Regions from separate parts of the Homo sapiens genome. Here region 2 is linked to region 1. Evidence: read pairs that join two places in POLR2A ChIA-PET (ENCODE). Cell type or tissue: Caco-2. All regions are shown on one strand.

Region 1 (2,500 bases):
CTCTCCAAACTTTCCTCTTCACAGGACAATAAAAGTAGACAGCAAAAAATCCTGAGTGGGGTGATTGTGTCTTACGAATATTTACATCCTTGCACCTAGCATAGTAGCTGGCACCCAGAGCAGGCTCAATACATGCTTTTTGAATAAATGAATTGAGGCCGTTAACACTGAGAGTCTTCATCTTAAATCATCCCATGCCAATAAAATAGGCATTTAATAAAACTGAGTTAATTTCATCAAGTGTGTACTATACTTGGTCAAATGCTATTATCGAACTTAGGAAACACTGATATTTTTGAGAAGGGAGTAAAAGTCATAAAAGAAGTAGGGTAGTTTTAAAAATTTTTAAACTTTTTTTTTTTTTGCTTTAGAAAGAAAAGCACCCACTAACACAATAAACACGAAAGGCTGCTTAAACCAAATGCAGTGAATGCTTATCTTGGTCAGCTGGAGTTCACCTAAGCAAGGACTGGACCAGGCAAGGAGGCCCTGAACAGCAGCCTGCTTCTGGGGCCAGCTTTCCTCTTGGAGCCGCAGTCCTGGAGAATCATGCTGGGAGGTGTTAGTGCTCGTGAGAGTGCACAGAGGAGCACAGCCTACAGTCGATTTGATGTCCATCATCTTCCCTTGCATGGGGAGATTAATAGACCATAGGGAAGACAGAGGGGTCTGAGAAGGACTCCCTGAGCCGGGCCCTCCTGCAGGGAGGCAATGCTGACCACATCAAGCATGGGCTCCCCAGCTGTGAGGGTCATCTTCGCTGCTGCTGATCACTGCTCTGTGATTTCAATTAAATCATGAAGGGTGGATTCTCGCACACGCACACTTCTACAGATACACACATGCACAGATTAGGGAGAAGGGTGATGGTGCTTTACAGATACGAAATGTCCTCCACATGATGCACTACTTTATAGAAAAGGGTGATGGTACTTTACAGACACGAAATGTCCTCCACATGATGCACTACTTTATAGGAAAGGGAAGCGATGTGATCTTTGGCCGGGGTGAGAGCAGGTTTCAACTCCTGTTCTCATGCTGCCAGCGCTGCCACCACTCATTCACGGGCTGGGCTAGGTCTCCTTGAAGAAGCTGATCTGTGAGGACGTCCTGCATGGGTTGGGAGAAGTGTCTTGCCTTTATAAACCCAACCAAAGACATCAGACACAAAGGAAGGATGGGTCTGAGTGTCAGCTGCTTAAAGAAAGGGTGAGGTGGAAAATCTGTCACAAGGAGACAGGATGGAGATCGCAGGGCCACAGCCATGATCACAGAGGGTGAGGGCAGACCGTGAGGAGTGGAGACAGGGGAGCCAATGGGTCAGAAGGGGCCCAAGGAAAGACACAGCTTTGAAGCAGCTGGCCTGTGGGATCACACGAGGAATCTGTCCCCTGGGAGGCAGGGGGAGGTCCCGGAAGCAGTGGAGACCAGACCTTTGAAGTTTGAGCAACACAGTTTATCATGCACAAATTCTGATGTCAGAGTTTTCCCTCAAGCTATATTTAAATTTGAGTCTGTGCTGCACACTAGTAAAACTGCAATCAGTGAGCTAATCAAACCCTCGTATATGTGAGGGGTGAAATAATTTTTTTTGCTGACTCATCACAGGGACACTTTTTCACCATATGCCATATTTAAAGTCGCAAGTATTGCTCTCTGATGGATTAAAAACTGTCTCTCTCATAAACACATTCCTTCCAACAGCATTCATCTTGCTCTGTGGTCTAAAAATGGGGCAGCAGTTTGGAGCATGACAGAGTACAGGGCTCATTCTCTTTTTCGTTCAACGAGTAAAAATAAATCTTGAAATTTGGGCAGAGGAGAGGCCGCGGTGCCAGGAGTCCCAGAAACCTTCCCTTTTCAAGTAGTGTCTGGAGCACCGAGCCACGCCCACACCTACTGGCCAAGAGAAGTCACCAGCGTGCTCCCAGTGCCTCCCAAGGTGCCGGCAGCTGCCTGGCTGCGGCTGGGGAAATGCAGACTGCGCTTGAGGGCTCGCTTGCCGCCGTCCTGGAGGGGCTGTTATTAAGCCTTGTTCTCAGGTTTCATATTGCATAGAAATGTTACCTTACAGCTTAGGAATTCTGTTCCCGTGAAGCTTACATAGGCCCCTGTCCCTCAGCCTTCTGGGCCACTTTTGGCGTTTCCCTCTAAAGGTGGCACTGTCAAGTCTTCTTAACATAATCATCATTTAGTCCATTTTCAGTCATGCAGTCCACGGGGAAGCTTTAGAAACAACCGAGGCACACGTGTTTGGACTGCAGGTAAGAAGAGCAGGCAGGAGGGAAAACACACCCTCAACGCAGTTAAAGCTCTGCTTCTTTAACACACACCGAACTGTCCCAAACCCAGGCACAGCCAAGCCAGGGCAGGTCAGAGCTCCGCAGAGGTGGAGGCCGAGGTGGCTCTGAGCAGCTGCAGCAGCTGGGCGGGAGGGGCCTGGGGAGAAGGAAGCCTCAGAATCGCCTTAAAAGAGGAAACCGTGATGTCACTCCCAAGG
Region 2 (2,500 bases), 130 kb before region 1:
CCAGTCCTCCCTTGTGGTCCAGGCTGCCTCCTTCAGGGAGAGCTGACGCCTTCAGAGCAAGCGTCCTTGCGTGGTTATGAAGCTCTGTGTCCCTCCCCTTCACTTTGTGTTTGCCTTGAAGCCACTGGCCCAGCCCTCAGGTATCGGATCTGGAGGGCACCTTGCTGGAGGATATGTGGACCCAAGGCCCGAGAAGGTGCCTCCTGGGTCAGGGTGTCAGTGGCCGGAGTGAGACACGCCCAGGCCTTGGCTCCCAGCCCCACCCACTTCCTCACCAGGCCCTCCCAGCTCAGTCTACGTTGGCTGTTTTCTTGGGATGTCATTGTGGAAGGTCCTGCCTGGGGCATGGCGGCTTGGGAATCTGAGCCTCGGACTTTCAATGCCACGTTCCAGTTGCTGCCATGTGTTTCCTCCCCTAAAGGTGGGCTTGGTTGTTCGGGCTGCAAATGGTGGATACCCACGGATCCAGGACAAGCCTCAGCCCCTTTTTTTATCCTCCATCCAGATTTTCCCACCGGGAGAAGGCATGGGGGCCTGGAATGCTGTCTCTTGGGAGCTGGTCTCAGTTAAGTAACCAGGGTTGGCTCGTGCCTGCTCTTGGTCTGAAGGTGGCAGGCCTGGGACTGGCCACTGTCATCCCCAGTAGCACTTCCAAACCCCCTCCCTCAGCCTCACTGCGTGGCGACCTCATTCACCAGCCCCTGTGTGGCGGGCGGCTCCCATGGCCAGGGGCGAGCTCTCTCTGCTTTGAGGGAGGTGTGAGAGCCCCCTGGACAGAGTCCTCATAATCTGAATGCAAGAATTCCTTTCCCAGGAATCCTGCAGATAAAATGGATTATGTTTGTGAGTGTACAGTTAAGAATAAGCCAGCTCAAGGCAAAAGAATGGGTCCCACCCAGAGGAGAAGCGGGGTCCTGTCCCATGTGGGATGAAATGGCCTCTGCAGGAATGGCTCCAGCTTTAGGGCTGGTTTATGCCGTCACAGGACCCACATCTTCTAAGTGGCCTCCACCCCATCTGCCCTTTGTTCTTGTACTTTGGCCATAAATGCGAGGAGAAGGTCCCTGAGTCACCCTTGCATGTGGCAAGGTCCTCTCAAGTGTGAATCTGCAGGTGGGGTGGGGGAAGAGGGCTCCTGGGTGTATTTTAAACTCGGGAAGACAGCAGTCCCCTCCTGCCCCATCCCATGTGGCTTTGCAGCTGCAGCCTCTCATCTCTAAGTGTTCCTGGCCTCTGAGAAGAACCTAGTTAATTAAAATGGGCTTGTACAATGAAATTGTGAAATACCCCTCAGGTGCAGGGACTCTCGAGTATGTGGAAATGACCCCACCCTTTGAGGCTTCTGGACATGGCAGGTAATGTTATATGAAGTGCCTCGGGTGCCTGGCACATGGTTGATGCTCAGTGGTCACTGTTTTTAGGAAGTCAGCTCGGTTCCTGAAGGGAGTGTAGAGGTTTGGCTTGAATGCCCCCTGAGCACGTGGGTTGTGTTATCTTGGGCAAGTTGATTTGCCATCTTTGGGGAAAATCTCTTTATGAAATGGAGTATATTGTACCTACTTCACAGAGTAGTGGGAGGCAGGAAAAGCACCTGGGAGAGCACTTTGCAGAGGCTGGACCACAGGAGGAAGATGACCATCCTCTTCCACCTCCAACCCCAGCAAAGTAATGTCACCATGAAGCAGCCACTACAGAAAAATGGCCAGAAAGCAATGATTTTCCCTTTTTCTGTAATGCCAGAGAGACAGCCAGCTTCACTTTAAAGCACATTGCCTTGGGGCCAGGCGGGGTGGCTCATGCCTGTAATCCTAGCACTTTGGGAGGGGATCACTTGAGGTCAGGAGTTCAAGACCAGCCTGGCCAGCACGATGAAACCCCATCTTTGTTAAAAAATACAAAAAAATTTAGCCGGGTGTGCTGGTGCACACCTCTCCCAGCTACTCGGGAGGCTGAGGCAGGAGAATTGCTTGAACCCAGGAGGTGGAGGCTGCAGCGAGCCGAGATCCTGCCATTGCACTCCAGCCTCCAGCCTGGGCAACAGAGCCAGACTCCGTCTCAAAAAAAAAAAAAAAAAAAAAAAAGGCACATTGCCTTTGTGACATTTCGTTTTTCATCTCCCTTGGTTTTGGCAGAATTGTGAGAGGTGCCTGACGGGGAGGTGTAGGAGCAGGAAAGGTGCTTCTTTTCTGGGGAGGGTGTACGTGTGCCACACGTGCCACTGCACAGCTGCACACACACGTGCATCAACATCGGAGCTGTAGCCGCCCCACACAGCTGGGCACAGGCCGTGCAGGAGATGTGCCACCCATAAGTCACTCTCCCTCGGACACCGTTCAGCCTTGAGAACCTCGCTGAGTGCTGGGAACAGCAGTTTATCCTTAGAGAGGAAGGCTGAGGACTCAGAATGGACTCGTGGATATTTATTCTTTGGGTTGTTATCCAGTACTGTCTCACTTTCTTATTCAGATGGCTTCATCTTGGGAGCTCTTTCAGATGGCTC

Evidence for each region. ChIA-PET counts read pairs that join two places held together with the same protein. Peaks named below come from ENCODE experiments on the same cell type or tissue, not always from the same donor. Only the 100,000 strongest peaks of a DNase experiment are listed, where the experiment ranks them.
Region 2: POLR2A ChIA-PET joins it to region 1 with 5 read pairs; 1 of 35 experiments calls an interaction of 5 or more read pairs at or near these places.

What each region holds. Positions count from the first base shown.
Region 1 is chr13:110,387,730-110,390,229 of GRCh38, reverse strand. The region is part of intron 4 of COL4A2 (collagen type IV alpha 2 chain); the gene reads right to left. Among named protein-coding and RNA genes, the nearest start is that of MIR8073, 48 kb to the right of the region's middle. RefSeq lists an enhancer at 2,317-2,500. In Caco-2, no CTCF peak of the experiment used is centred here; DNase peaks (open chromatin) are centred at 1,379 and 1,926.
Region 2 is chr13:110,516,478-110,518,977 of GRCh38, reverse strand. No RefSeq gene overlaps it. Among named protein-coding and RNA genes, the nearest start is that of COL4A2-AS1, 9.5 kb to the right of the region's middle. RefSeq lists an enhancer at 319-1,155. In Caco-2, no CTCF peak of the experiment used is centred here; a DNase peak (open chromatin) is centred at 1,042.